Linked DNA regions of Homo sapiens: region 2 is linked to region 1. A link is a loop called in an ENCODE intact Hi-C map of the cell type or tissue named here. Cell type or tissue: mammary epithelial cell. All regions are shown on one strand.

Region 1 (8,000 bases):
ACTCGTCTGTGTGCACGTGTGTATGTGTGTGTGTGTGCGTGTGTATGAGAGAGAGAGAGATGGGAGAGAGAGTGCCTGCCTGAGATCCAGAGAGACCAAAAGGAAGGATAGGTTATGTTCATCTTCACTAATTCCTTGAAGTGGCAGAGTCTTAACCTGACCTGGCTTTTCTTTTATATTTATTTGATGGAACTACCCATATCTCTTAATCAATATGTCTTTGTACTCATATTTTTTAAGGCCATTTCCTGCTTCTTCCCCTTTTCACAGTGCCATTTTTTTTTTTTTTTAAAGAAAATGCTGTTAATACATTCAAAATCTTTCCTCTGCTGCCATGTTGCAGTTACATTGCTTACTAATTTATTCTCCTCCTTCTTAATGGTATAGCTATCCTCTTCTGGATAAATGGAGTCTAATAACATTTCATCCTCTGCCATCTGGCTTATCACTGGCTTGGAGACACAGCTCTGGGATTTTAGGTAGCCTCAGTTTGAGATGACCCAAATATTGCAAGGGCAGTCAAAACAATAGACAGATCAATTTTCACAACTTTGTACCGGATAAGTTTAGAAGGCAACTGCTACTTTTTGAAGAACAGAAAACATGTGAATGTTGTCTCTTATGGAGAGCCAGAAGGCTAAGAGAGGATGTAGTTCTTGTCCCAGACAAATGTGTGATCTTGAGAAAAATTACTTAACTTGCCCAAGACTCAAAGGCTTTATATGTAAATTAAAGACTTTTTCCTGCTGAAAGGCAGAGGACTGGACCTTTGTTTCAACCAGATTTAAGGTTCTGTCAGTACTAGAATGTAAGAAACACTACCCACCTACACTGATAGATTTTAAACTTCTCCAAGGCAGAGTTGGGTCATATTTCCCTTGAATACCCCTACAGCTCATGGCACACTATTAGTCATCTTAACAGCCACCCTTTGCTGAACAATTTATGAGCCACGTACCTGCCTGGGGACTCAAACTTGTTCAGCAGTGGTTATTAGGAGAAGAGAAGGAAGGGAGTGGGCCACAGTGTGGGGCCTACAGCCTACCCAAGGGCCTCCAGCTCCTGAGAGCAGGCAGCTCTCCGGTGTTGGCATGCACTTCCCAGGATCTAAAGGAGAGATCTTTATCTCTTCTCAGGCCATGCACCGGCATATACACAGCTTCAGGGCAGAGACAGCTGGAAAAGTGTGTCCAGGGCAGAGGCAGCTGGAAAAAAAGTAAGTATTCATACTCCTTTTTTTTTTTTTTTTTTTTTTTTGAGACAGAGTCTCCCTTAGTTGCCGAGGCTGGACTGCGGTGGCACAATGCCGGCTCCCTCCCTCTGCCTTCCGGGTTCAAGCGATTCTCCTGCCTCAGCCTCCTGAGTAGCTGGGATTACAGGCATGTGCCACCACGCTCGGCTAATTTTTGTATTTTTAGTAGAGACGGAGTTTCATGTTGGCCAGGCTGGTCTTGAACTCCTGGCCTCAAGAGATCTGCCCGCCTTGGCCTCCCAAAGTGCTGTGATTACAAGCTCTATCCACTGAGCCTGGCCCATAAGTTTCTTCTAATACACAAACAAAGCTCAGCTGTTGGGCTGCACTGGGCTGCTTGGGTTGTGGATGGAGAAAAACATCAGAAAATTATCCAAATTAGGATGAAAAAGTTCAGTAAGAAGTGAGAGCAGAGGTGGAGAAGGCAAGAGTATGGGAGAAGATGAGAGGGACTTAGGGAAGCAGCTGTCTTCATGACAGGCCTAGGGGAGAAGATTTTCCAGCTAGGATTTGAGAGTGTTTCTCTGTGTGTTATAGGAGTGTAATTCCTCTTTCTGGGCTACAGCCCCCTGCCCTGAGACTTCCAGGAAATGTAAAATGACTCTTTAAGATGTTTTACATTCAGATTTTCTTTTTTCTGCCACCTGGTGCTAAAATGGGCCTAGGGAAGGCCCAGGCTTAGGTTGAACTGGCAGGAAAAGCTTTTCTCAATAACCAGAATCAAGTGGCTCTGCTGACAGCCCTCGGTTTTCAAAGGATCTTGCCAATGGGAAGGATTATGCATAGTGATAGGCAGAGTTAATATGTAGCAAAGTCTTGCAGATGGTTGGAAATGCAGGCCCAACAGATTCTTCCCTCATAAAAAGTGCCAACAGTTTCTTCCCTCATCTCTAATGAATGAGTAATTACAAAGCACCTTCCCATCCATTGTTCCACCTTTGTACCCACGATAACCTATTGAACTAGGCATGGTAAACTAATACAACTCCTACTTAGTAGACAATGTTCAGTGACCTGCCCAATTCACAGAGCTAAGAAGGGCCAGACCTGGGCAAGAATCCAGATCTTCTGACTCAATTTATCTTCATTTGTCTAGGCTCCTTGCCATCTCAGTCTGTCTACCGACAGTAGCACCCCTTCATTCTACCTCCCTGCACTCCCCTCCACCCCCTTGATCATCCCAGGCTTGAATATGGAAGTTGAGGTTTTAGGTCCAAGTGCAACAGAAAACATAATGGCTAAAAAGCCCAAGAGCCTTTTTGCATGTTGCATATATCTTAATGGGAGATATAGAGCTTTTTGTTATTAGTGGGACCTGGGCTCAGTAAATTTGGGGTGATATAACTTACCTATAAATTATAAAATCCAGGAAATAAACCACAAGATAAATACCTCACCCTTCTCCATGTGCCATGCCTTACAATCAACCTGTTGTGGGAAATAACTGGAAGTGAGGGATTAGTCCCCTGAATACATAGAACATTATCTTCTGTATTTTTATTTTTTAGAGACAGAGTCTGGCTCTGTCACCCAGGCTAGAGTGCAGTGGTGTGATCATAGTTCATTGTAACCTCAAACTCCTGGGCTCAACCATTCTTCCACCTCAGCTTCCTGAGTAGTTGGGACTACAGGCATGTGCCACCATGCCCGGCTACATTGAACATTATCTTGACAATGCTCCCTAACCATATAAAACAAAATACTTCAAAACCATCAAGGCATATTTGGAATTCTCCAAGCATACTCAAGGTAAGTATCTGCCTCAGGCCTGTTTAGTATTTCTATCAGCAGCTTGAAAAGTAATGTGAAAGGAATGTTCATAGATTGTTCATAAGGCCAAAGCTGAGAGAGATGGCTCATTTACTGTGTGTAGTTATGGGGAGGCAAAGCTGTAATGCCAGGAGGCCACATATTGAGCAGCTTCTGTGTTCATCCAAACATTTTCAGCTCTCAGGCCCTAGACCTGCTCATTTCCAAGCAGTTTCAACTTCTTGGATATCATGGCCACATCCTGGACCTTGCTATTACTCAGGACTGCTTCAGCTCATGCACTTCCAGCATCATGCTCTCTAAGCACAGTCTTTCAGCTCTTGTTTCTGACTCTCTATTTCACCTATTCTGAACGCATCCACTTCTTGTTGCTACCAACTTCCTTTCTTTCTACATTAGTGAGTCCCACCACTTCCTACCTAGCTTCAAGTCAGAAACTTGGATATTCCCCTCCTATTCCCCTTACTACCCCAGACTTGAATATTGAAGGAGTTCTGAATATACTACCTCACCCTTATGCCAATTTGTCATAAGGAGTGTTTTGCGCTGGAGGCAACTAAGAAGCAGCCAACGTAGGAAGAGCTTTTTGCCTTCCCCCTCTCTGTCTAAAAGCAGGACATAAATTTCCCTATGTGAAGGTGTTCCCCCTCCCCTTTCCCGTATCAGAGAAGAACAACCCTATCACTGCAGACAGAAAAATTGGCACTAAGATGGGACCGCACAAACAAACCTTACTAAAATAAAGCCCCAGCTGTCATTAGTTTCCCTCATATATTTACCTTTCAGCAATTCATCACCTCTAGAAGCCCAAACCCCCTTTCCTTCGTCTTGTCACTTCTTCACAACTTTATCACACTTTGTTAAAGTGGTATATAAACCCCTGGTCTAACTGCCTCTTTTGATCTTTTCTTTTTCTCCATGAAGACCTTTGCGCACCTAATAAAATTACACTATTTACATCAAATACAATTTGTAGCTAGGTATGGTGGCACGTACCTATAATCTTAGCTACTGGGGAGGGTGAGGTGGGAGGACTGAGGAGTTTGAGACCAGCCTGGGCAACATAGTGAGACCCTGTCTCTTAAAAAAGAAACACACACACACACACACACACACACACACACACACACACACACACACGTAAGCCATTTTTCTTGTTAATTTGTCTTTTCTCAGTTTAATTTATAGGTCCCACTCATTTAATATAAGAGGGTAGAGGAAAGTCCTTTTCCTTCCCTACAATATGAAATTTGAATTTATCAGATTTTTTGCTCCCTATATCAACTGCTTACCAGATTCTGTAGATAAGTCTATCCCCTATCCCTTGTTTCTATTCCCATAACTGCCCCCATGCCAACCGTTCCAATGTAATTGATGCACCTGCCAGGTCTGCTTGAGGATCTCACTAAAAGCCACCAGGAACATCTACATACTACTTTCAGAATCCCCTTGAGCTCCTTCCTGCTTTTTTGATTCCTCTGATCATCAGCCTTAATTGAGGCACTATATCTTCCACCCAACTTCTTGGAGTGGCCTTGGTATTCCTGGAGGGAAGAACATTGAACCCTCACTGGGCCTATCTAAGAATAAGTCTTTATCACATCTTGCAAAACTATGGCAAGCATTCTCAGACCTTCCTACCTGCCTCTTTTATTTCCTTTCTTTTCACCCAGGCTGGAGTGCAGTGGCATGATCATAGCTCACTGCATCCTCAAACTCCTGGGCCTAAGTGATCCTCCTACCTCACCCTACTAAGTAGCTGGGACTGCAGGCACACACCACCATGCCTGGCTAATTAAAAAAATTTGTTTTGTACAGATAGGGTCTCACTATGTTGCCCAGGCTGGTCTCAAAATCCTGGGCTGAAGCAATCCTTCTGCCTTGGCCTCCCAAAATGTCGGAATTACAGGCATGCACCACCACACCCAGCCTCTGGTTTTGATTACTTCACTCTCCTGCCTGAAACACTAGGAGATACTGAAGGTAGAGAAGCCAACTAAGTTGGAGCACCAAGTTCCACGTGTTGGGAATAATCAGAATAAAAAAAAAATCACAGAACAGGAGTCTGGCAATGGAGAGAGGAGTTTGAGTTAAAAAAAACATGGGAATCAAAACATTGCTGGAGTCAAGCCTCACAGGTGGGTCCACCTGGCTTCAAGGGCAGAGATGGCCTGAACCACTTGGAAATAGTAAGAAATGTTTTATTTTCCAGTATTTCTTTTACTTTTGGGACCTGTTTTGGAGAGGAATTGAGTGAATAAACAATGTGGGTCTCAGATAAAGAGCCATCTTGCACCCTGCCCCTCTCTGGGCTCAGCCTTCTTTGGAGGACCTATGAGAGAAATGGTTTTGTGATGTGTTGAGCTCGACAAGGCCTCAGTTGGTCTCCTAGCATTTCCATCACCACTTAAAAGAGGCATAGAAGACAGACAGATGAGGGATGTTGGGACTCAGAAACCAATATCCCAAAATATGTTCTCAAACTGATATTTCAAAATAAGTATGTTTACTTTGACATACTGAACTGATGAAGAATCCTCAAAGTCTCTCTAAGCCACCCCCCTCAACCCTCACCGACTCCCTCAAAGCGAGGCTAAAGTTCCTTTATCAGTCTAAAGTCTGTACCCACCAAAAAAAGAAACAAAAAACGAAAAACAAATTGTGTTTTTCTCCTCCTTCCTGTAACACCAAGAAGGTAACCACACCTAAACAGACGCTTTTACAGGATAGTGTCTGTCCCTTAGGCTCCACTCGAATTCCAAAGAGAACTATTTACATGTTAACTTGTGCCCCTGATCCATTAATCCTTTACTGCCTCTCAACAGAATTCCTCTTCTCCCACCTCCCATAACCTGTTTTGTCAGGATCCAAGGCCCCATTCTTTCTGTAACTTCAAGATGGCTATAAGCTTCTGACCCTCATTGAGTGGTGGATAACCACTCTGTGGTTCTCCCCATGTGCACGTTAATAAATCTGTATGCCTGTTCTCCAATTAATCTGCCTTCTTCTTCTTTTTTTTTCTTTGAGACAGTGACACAGGATCCTTTCGGTGCCACTTTGCCAGCCAGAAATCTCTGCAGCTGGTGGTGCCTCTGCCCGGGCTTCACTAGGGCCTGCTGGGGTTGTTCCGCCCCCTCAGCCTGGAGGGCTGCGCTCAGCTAGCACTACCCGCCTGGATCCCGCACCTGCCACAGCTCTGCGCTCAGCCCACAACTGGTCCGGGCATGCCGTGACCAGCTTCTACCTTGGGCACTGGTGTCTGGATGAGGGGGACATGGTGGCACCCCAAAGCTCGGAAATGCCAGCAACCGTGGAGCCCCAAGTGGTGTTACAGCTTTTGCTCAGGGATTCCCAAGGTCTGAGCCCCTGGAAGTGTTACAGCTCTCATTTGGTCCCGCCACCTGCAGCTCAGTAAGTGGGGACATGTGGCACCCAGCAGCTTTTTCTTCACCATTGTTCGGCAAGTGGGAGGGAGGGTTACAGTGTTACATCTCTTTTTGCACCCACTATTTGGCAGGTTCCAGGTTCTTGTCCCATGATCAAGAGGAATGAGATTCATGGACACTGGAGAGTGAGAAAGGCAGAGAATGGTTTTACTGAATGACAGAAAAGCTCTTGACACAAGAGGGGACCCAAAGTGGGTAGCCCTCAGTGTGAGAGGGGGCCCCAAAGTGTGTAGCCATCAGTGAAGCTGAGTCCAGGGTTTTTATGGGGTCAGAACGGGGGTGTGAGTGCTGACTGGTCCATGGGCAGCCCCTGGAAAAAGCACCATTCCATTGGCTAAAAGGCATCAAGGAAGTTGTCACTCTGGTTGCGGACTCTACCCAGAACTGGCAACTTCGTTTTCAGCTTCAGGCTGTCTTTGGCTTGAAGATTAGGTTTCACCAGAGACCTGTCCCTGTCTGCTTAGGAATTTGTCTGCCTCCTGCCACTGTCAACAGGGTCTTGCTCCGTGACCCAGGCTAGAGTGCAGTGGCACAATCACAGCTCACTGCAGCCTTGACCTCCAGGCTCAAGCCATCCTCCCACCTCAGCCTCCTGCATAGCTGGGACTATGGGTGTGTGCAACCACACCTGGCTAATTTTTTGTAGAGATGGGGTTTCTCCCAGGCTGATCTCCAACTCCTGGGCTCAAGTTATCTGCCTGCCTCAGCCTCCCAAAGTGCTGGAATTACAGGTGTGAGCCACCCTGCCCGATCAAATCTACCTTTTGTAAGTTGATTTTTCAGCAAAATTTCAGAGGGCAAAGGGGAAGTTTTTCCCTTGTTCCCTACAGGAGAGGGGAAGAAGAAAGGATCCTAGATCTGAAAAGCCCTGTGGAAGCTGAGGAATAGAAGGATGGCTCAGCAGGTGCCAGAACCAGCCTATAAATGAGGACCAGGGCTGATGGCCCTCTCAGTAGAAGCAAGCATGCACAGATGACAGTGAGGTTCCGAGACCTCCTTCTCAATGCCTCTGGAAATACCCTGGAACCTAGACACAATCCCTCAGAAAGGGCAAGGGGAACCCAAAATGACTAAAATTAAGTTTCTGCCTCATCATAGGAATGGGGGCATCCCTACTAAAAATTAAATTAAGACCTCAAAAAACAAAGAACATTTTACTCTTTTGTTGTGGATAGAGCTTTATACTCACCCCAGTAACAATTAATTGACTGGCAATAAACTCCCACAGGGCAGCAACTGTGTATTACTTTCTTCATATGCCCAGCCCCCAGTGTAGTCCTGACTAGTGTCCTGACTTTTTCGCCATTTGAGAGAACTACCTTTCTTCCTATCTGTGTGTACTCTGGGCTGGTCTGACCACACCTGAGGTGCTGTATGTCCAGTTCTGAGCACCTTATTTTTAGAGGCTAAGAACATGGAGAGTGTTCAGAAAAGGGTAGTTAAGATATTGAGAGGTTATGAACATTTCCAACCCACACTTGTCCCTTGACCTCCAGAAACTGATATCCAACTGTCTTCTGGACAACTGATTT
Region 2 (8,000 bases), 260 kb after region 1:
CCCCTATTGGCTAGGGTTAGCCCACACAGACTAAACTAATTCTGATTGGCTAATTTAAAGAGAATGATGGGGTGAGTGCTTTGGCGGGAGTCAGGGCAGAGCAGGTAGCAGGTAATCGGAATGAGTTATGGTGGAGCAGGTGATGGAATGAGTTAGGGTAGAGCAGGTGATTGGAATGAGTCAGGGTGGAGCAGGTAATTGTAAAAGGTTGCTTTATGAGGAAGTTTAAAAGTAGAAGGCAAAGAATTGAACATACTGACATATTAATTATTTGAAAAGAAATTTAGAACTCGTATCTAACATGTCTATGCAAAATATTGCTAGGGTTCCTCTCTGGGCCTTGTGTAAGTGAAGGGCTTCGGCTTCATTGGCTCCATGGTAAATCCTCTGACCTCACTACTTCTCTCTGTCTTATGCCCTATTGTCACCCATCACAAGCTTTTTTTTTTTTTTTTTTTTTTTTTTTTGACGGAGTCTTGCTCTGTCGCCCAGGTTGGTGTGCAGTGGTGTAATCTCGGTTCACTGCAACCTCCACCTCCCAGGTTCAAACGATTCTCCTGCATCAGCCTCCCGAGTAGCTGGGATTATAGGTGCCCGCCACCATGCCTGGCTAATTTTTATATTTTTAGTAGAGATGGGGTTTCACCATGTTGGCCAGGCTGGTCTCGAACACCTGACCTCAGGTGATCCACCTGCCTTGGCCTCCCAAAGTCCTGGGATTACAGGCGTGAGCCACCATGCCCTGCCCATCACAAGCATTTTTCCCTCTATCTGCTTCTGTATAAGATTGAAGGAACCAGTGATTTGGGATGGTTCCCACTGCCTATCCCATTTGGGGGGATACATTCCCAGTACCCCTGGTTGAAATTCTGAATACACTTCGGATAACAAAGCCATTGTTATCCTGTGTATAAAGTTCTTCGTCGATTATGGGTTAACTAAGTCTTCATAAATGGCTTACCCTGGCCACCTTACCAAGATATATAAATAGCTTTGTTTTCTTGGGAAAATGTGTTTAACTTTCTAAACATTTAATTCACACACAAACTCTTCTGTAAATTGGGGGATGTCAACATGCATTACAGAGGCTTAGAAGAAGAGGACACATAAATCTAGGCTATCTTGGTCTCCTTTGATTGATTTGTTTTGTAGCTATATTTTTCCACTTATTCAGATTAAGTTTCTCACTCACTTTAAGACAATAAACCTGGCGTATTATGCTAAGACACTTTGCTATCTTTTATCTGTTTTCCCCGTGATTTAAAAGTCATGTGTGTTTCAGAACCTCCACAAGGCTGAGAAAAAAAGTAGTTTGTGGAGGTGAAAGATGAGATACATTTTCAGCATAATCCTTATTTCTTAAAACCATTTGTTTCTACTGATGGTCGATTTCACCATATTTAAATCATCTTTGTTCATAAGTCATTAGGATTTAATAGATGACACTCTAATCTTATAATGTGGCTTTTTTCACTATAAATCTGGGGCAATTTTGAAGGCCATATATGTCTGTTTCAAAGGTGGAGAAACAAAATATAAGCTTAAATTAGATGGAAAGCACCTGTTCTTTTTCATTGACTCCCAGAGTACACTTCTGTCATCATCATTTTGTAGGTGACAGATCTGAGGGCCAGGGATTCCATTAGAGAGAGAGTTGAAACCTGAACCCGTGACTCTAGATACCCAGCCCTGGCATTCAGAGATTTTTGGGATCAAGTCAGAATATAGAAACTTGAAGATGATTTTCTACTTCTGGATGTCTTGCTGTTTTGTAGCATGTTTCGTGTTTTTGTTTTTTTTTTTGTAAGGCAGCTAAGGGGGTTGGCGCCCTACCTCATAAGATTACAATACTGAAAACTGTGATTGTAGAGGGCTTAGGTGCCCAAATGCCAAATAAAAAGTGACTCAGTCATGGAAAAGAAGCCAACATTGCTTCAGTGCCTTAATGTATGTTTAGGGAGAATTCAGAGATTAGGCAAAAAGGACAGAGCAAGTTAGATTTTAGGGTTTAAGAATGCCTAAGTAATGTAATACTGATTCATATTTTCTCCATATTTAAAAAATATCTGTCACTAGTACAATCCCTTCTGACTTCCAAAGAAGCTCTATATGTGTACTTAAGAAGTAATAGAGGCATGCAATTAAAAACCTTGGCGATTTTGAATAACAGTGCTTTTTTCAAGTAGAGTATTTCTGTACACACTTTATATAAACCAACAAATACAGCACACGTTTCTTCACTATCACAAATAGGCTTCTACTTCAGTGAGATTCGAATATATAGTGTGGCCATTACAGCAAGCTAGGTAAAAAGTATTCCCACTGTGTAGGACTTAAGTGAAGGGCCATTGGGAGGTCAGCAACAGCAGTTGCTTCCCTTTGCATTGAACGTGCTGTGAAGAATACAACAAGAATAATTAGTTGAGCCACAAGACTTCAGACTTTAGAAGACCGACCGGCTTATTGTTGGCTTGAAAATTTATTTTGCCGCCGGGTGCGGTGGCTCACACCTGTAATCCCAGCACTTTGGGAGGCTGAGGTGGGCGGATTGCCTGAGGTCAGGAGTTCGAGACCAGCCTGGCCAACATGGTGAAACCCCATCTCTACTAAATATACAAAAAAATTAGCCAGGTGTGGTGGTGGGCGCCTGTAGTCCCAGCTACTCAGGAGGCTGAGTCAGGAGAATCCCTTGAACACGGGAGGCGGAGGTTGCAGTGAGCTGAGATAGCACCATTGCACTCCAGCCTGGGCGACGGAGTGAGACTCCGTCTCAAAAAAAAAAAATTTATTTTGCCTACTCTCTTTTTGGGGACTTTGAAGAAAGATATGGTTGAAACCTGCACAAAATGTGGAGTTTACAGGACCAGAAAACGATGTGTCCTCAGGGCTCCTTTACAAGCTAACAGCGCTTCATTCATTGGACCTGCTCCTTGCTGCTTTTGCACTTGGGGTCGCCATCAGGTGGCAACACAAAGAATTGAAGCTGCTATTGCAGAACCACTCTTGCTAAGCCCTGCTGTGAAACACAGTTTTGCTTTTTTATTTGAGGGAATGAAGTTGCTTTGGATCAAGAGTTATAGGGAAGAGATGAACTGACAATAATGAGGTCGGAGATGTATTTGGCAGTTGGATCCTGAAGTAGCCATTATATTTAGTATCCAGCATTCACAGAGAGAGAATTAGAAATTATTTTCAAGCTTTTCTTTACTGGAAGAAACTTGAATGCAGTCTTTCAAGTAGCCAGGCGATCCCCTCACTTGAGGTAGTAGCAGTTGTTGCCTTGATTGTAGGACATAATGGTGATTGGATGATTTCTTTTTTTAGAGACAAGGTCTCACTCTGTCACCCAGGCTAGAGTACAGTGGCACAATCATTGCTCACTGCAGCCTCAAACTCCTGGGCTCAAGCCATCCTTCCACCTCAGCACCACCATACCTAGATAATTTATTTTTTATTTTTCGTAGAGATGTGATCTCATGATGTTGCCCAGGCTGATCTTCAACTCCTGGGCTCAAGCAATCCTCCCGCCTCAGCCTCCCAAAGTGCCGGATTACAGGCGTAAGCCACCATGTCTGGCCATGGATGATTTTGAAAGTCAAGAAACTTTGATCAGGCATCTGCTACATCCAGGGCACTGTGGCCAATGCAGGGCATAATATGAAGTCTCTGACCTTAAGAGCTTGCAGAATAAGTTGGGAAGTAGGATGTGTGGCATAGATAACAGGTTCCAGGCTATGTTAAGGGTATTGTAGAGGAAAACTGGGACTTGGTCCTTCAAGGGAAAGGAGACCTCAGCAGGTAATTATAGCATTCTAGAGCCTGGAGGAATGGACCAGTGTGTGTGCAATGTAGGGGGAAGAATTAGGGGAACAGAGTCTCAGAGGAAGAGTTCCATTCAGGAAATAGTGAGAGGAAAAGTTGGAGAGTGCAGGTAATATATTGTGAGGAACTTAAATGAGAATTTGACTAGCAACACTTCTATAAGAATGGACAAAAGTAAGAGGGTGAAATATTTCATGGGGGAATTAATTTTTGAATGTATTTTTGAAGCACTTTTCATACTTTTTTCCCTCATTTAGGAAGACTAAAGCTATGTTTGAATTGTCAGGGCAAAAGGTACTTTACCTCTGCCCTCTGAAGGTTCTATAACTGAGTCTGCTGAAATCAACTGATAATAGATTAATAGGAGAAAAGTTATACACATTATTTATTTCCTTTTAATGTTAGTTGATATGTAATGTACACATTTATGGGGCATAGTGTGATATTTCAATACATGGATACCATGTGTAATGATCAAATCAGAACAATCAGCATATCCTTCAAGTCAAACATTGATTATTTCTTTGTGTTGGGAACATTAAAAATCCTCTCTTTTAGTTTTTTGAAAGTATACAATAAATTATTATTAACTATATTCACCTTGTAGTGCTATAGAGTACTAGAACTTATTCTTCCTATCTAGCTGTAATTTTGTATTTGTTAACCAACCTCACCCTGTTCTTCCCTCCCTGCTACCCTTCCTGGCGACTGATAAACCACAGTTCTACTCACTGCTTCTGTGACTTCAACCTTGTCTAGCTCCCCCTTGAGTGAAAACGTGGTATTTATCTTCTTGTGCCTGACTTATTTCACTTAACATAATGTCCTCCAGGCTCATCCCTGTTGCCACAAATGACAGAATATCATTCTTTCTTTTTTATGGCTGAATAGTATTACCTTGTGTATACATACCACATTTTCTTTACCTGTTTATCTGTTAATGGACATTTAAGTTGATTCCATATCTTGGCTATTGCAAATAGTGTTGTATTAAACATGGGAGTGCAGATATCTCTTTGATATGACTGATTCTCCTTCCTCTGGATAAATACTCAGTAGTAGGATTGCTGGATCTTACGATAGTTTTACTTTTAGGGAAAACTTCATACCGTTTTCCATATTGGCTATACTAACTTATATTCCCACCAAAGGTGTATAAGAGTCCCCTTTTCTCTGCATCTTTTCCAATATTTATTTTTTTTTGTCTTTTTTCTATATGGAACACTTCACAAATTTGCATGTCATTCTTGCTCAGGGACCATGCTAATCTTTGTGTCATTCCAATTTTAGTATATGTGCTGCCTAAGTAAGCCCTGTTTTTTGTCTTTTTGGTAATAACCATTCTAACTAGGGTGAGAGATCTCATTGTGGTTTGAATTTGCATTTCCCTGATTATTAGTGATGTACAGCATATTTTGCCTATGCTTGATCATTTTTCTCTTTTTGAGAAATGTCTGTTCAGATCCTTTGCACGTTTTTAATTGGATTACTAGTTTTTTTGTTGTTGTTGAGTTTTTTGAGTTCCTTATATATTCTGGGTAGTAGTCCCTTGTTGGTTGTAGAGTTTGAATATACTTTCTCCCATTCTACAGGTTGTCTCTTCATTGGTTGTTTCATTTGCTGTACAGAGTTTTTTAGTTTGATATAGTCCTATTTATTAATGTTTTTGCTGCCTGTGCTTTTGAAGTCTTACCTATATCATTTTTGCCCGTATTCCCATATGCTTTCTTCTAATAGTTTTTTTTTGGGTCTTATGTTTAAGTCTTTAATTCATTTTGAGTTGGTTTTTATATATGGTGAGAGATGGGCATCTAGTTTCCATTTTTCTGCATATGGATATCCAATTTTCCCAGCACCATTTATTGAAGAAATTATCCTCTCACCAACATCAATTCTTGTTGCCTTTGTCATAAATCAGTTGGCTATAAATAGGTTGATTTATTTCTGGGTTCTTTATTCTGTTCCATTGGTCTATGTATCTGTTTTTATACCAGTACCATGTTGTTTTGGTTACTGTAGCTTTGTGGTATAGTTTGAAGTCAGGTAGGGTGATGCCTCCTGCTGTTTTATTTTTGTGCATATTGTTTTGGTTATTCAAGGTCTTTTGTGGTTCCATGCAAATTTTAGGATTTAAAAAATTTCTGTGAAGAATGTCATTGATATTTTGATAAGGCTTGAATTAAGTCTGTAGATTGCTTTGGGTGGTTTGTTCATTTTAACAACATTTATTTTTCCAATCCATGAGCATAGGATGTCCATTTTTTTGTGTTCTTTTCTATTTATTTATTTAATTTATATGTATGTTTTTGAGATAGGCTGGTCTTGAACTCCTGAGCTCAAGCGATCCTCCCCCACTTGGCATCCCAAAGTGCTGGGATTAGAGGTGTGAGCCACCGTGCCTAGCCCTCTTTGATTTCTTTTATCAGTGTTTCTAGTTTTCATTATATAAATCTTTCACCTCCTTGGTTAAATTTATTCCTAAGTGGTTTTTTTGTAGCTATTGTAAATGAAATTGATTTCTTTTTCAGCTAGTTCATTGTTGGTATATAGAAATGCCACTGATTTTTAAATTTTTATTTATATTTGTTTATTTAAAAAAATTTCTTTTTGGAGACAGAGTGTTGCTCTGTAACCCAGGCTGGAGGGCAGTGGCACGATCTTAGCTCACTGCAACCTCCGCCTTCCTGGGCTCAAGTGATCCTTCCACCTCAGCCTCCCAAATAGCTAGGACTACAAGCGTGTGCCACTGTGCCCAGCTAATTTTTGTATTTAGTAGAGATAGGTTTTGCTGTGTTGGCCAGGCTGGTCTTGAACTCCTGGACTCAAGCGATCTGCCTGCCTCAGCCTCCTGAAGTGTTGGGATTACAGGCGTGAGCCACTGCTCCTGGCTGCTACGGATTTTTGTATGTTGATTTTGTGCTACTTTAATGAGTTTGTTTATCAATTCTAAGAGGTTTTTGGTGGTCTTTTGTTTTTTCTATATGTAAGATCATGTCATCTGCAAAGAGGGACAATTTGACATCCTCTTTTCCAATTTGGATGCCTTTTATTTCTTTCTCTTGCTTAATTGCTCTGGCTAGTACTTCCAGTACTTTTTCCTGTAGATGTATCTATTGTGTTGTTTGAGTAGAGTGCTTTGGCTTTGTTCCTGGGTGAGCGCAGTAGTGTAGTCTCTGTATGATTTCTTTTTTTTTTTTTTTTTTTTTTTTTTTTGGGACAGAGTCTTGCTCTGTCGCCCAGGCTGGAGTGCAGTGGCGCGATCTCAGCTCACTGCAACCTCTGCCTCCCGGGTTCATGCTATTCTCCTGCCTCAGCCTCCCGAGTAGCTGGGACTACAGGCACCTGCCACCATGCCTGGCTAATTTTTTTGTATTTTTTTTAGTAGAGACAGGATTTCACCATGTTAGCCAGGATGGTCTCGATCTCCTGACCTCGTGATCTGCCCACCTCGGCCTCCCAAAGTGCTGGGATTACAGGCATGAGCCACTGCACCCAGCATCTTTGTATGATTTCTTTGGCTGTAATCACTATCAATCGTGTCAGTAATTCCTCAGTGGCTTACGCTGTAGTTTGTGGAGGCTGTTAGGCACTTTTTTTTTTTTTTTGAGACAGGGTCTCGCTCTGTTGCCAGGCTGGAGTGCAGTGGTGCCATCTCAGCTCACTGCAACCTCCACCTCTTGGGTTCAAACGATTCTCATGCCTCAGCCTCCTGGGACTACAGGAGTGTGCCACCGTGCCCAGCTAATTTTTGTATTTTTAATAGAGACGGGGTTTCACTATGTTGGCCAGGATGTTCTCGATCTCTTGCCCTCATGATCTGCCTGCCTCGGCTTCCCAATGTGCTGGGATTACAGGCATGAGCTACCGCGCTTGGCCTGTTGGGCACTTTTGTTGGACATAGGGGTGCCAGGCAGTCTGGTTCTCAGGTCACTAGGTGACACATACAGCTACATGGCATTCCTGCTGCTGGTGTGGATGGCAGGCTTTGGGTGGACTAGTCCTCAGCACTGTGGTCATTGTGCATGAGGGCCAGCAGTGGTAGTTGTGGGCCCCAGGTGAACTGGTCCTCTAGTCTCTGCACTGCATGCATGGCAGTGTGGCAGCTCTACTACTGGAGGGGTGGGGTCACTGTCAGTGTTGGTGGCAGCAGACCTGGGCAGGTAATAAGGTGCAGGTGC

Evidence for each region. A loop is a pair of places that touch in the nucleus more often than their neighbours do. Peaks named below come from ENCODE experiments on the same cell type or tissue, not always from the same donor. Only the 100,000 strongest peaks of a DNase experiment are listed, where the experiment ranks them.
Region 2: a loop joins it to region 1, with 2.2 times the contacts of the local background. A loop is called at or near these places in 2 of 110 quality-filtered maps.

The regions. Positions count from the first base shown.
Region 1 is chr6:106,865,274-106,873,273 of GRCh38, reverse strand. No RefSeq gene overlaps it. Among named protein-coding and RNA genes, the nearest start is that of LINC02532, 82 kb to the right of the region's middle. In mammary epithelial cell, no CTCF peak of the experiment used is centred here; DNase peaks (open chromatin) are centred at 973, 2,323 and 3,043; H3K4me3 peaks cover 239 bases; H3K27ac peaks cover 3,738 bases.
Region 2 is chr6:106,604,852-106,612,851 of GRCh38, reverse strand. All of the region lies in intron 4 of RTN4IP1 (reticulon 4 interacting protein 1), which reads left to right. It also overlaps the pseudogene RNU6-527P. Among named protein-coding and RNA genes, the nearest start is that of RTN4IP1, 21 kb to the left of the region's middle. In mammary epithelial cell, CTCF peaks have their summits at 2,966 and 4,582; a DNase peak (open chromatin) is centred at 4,581.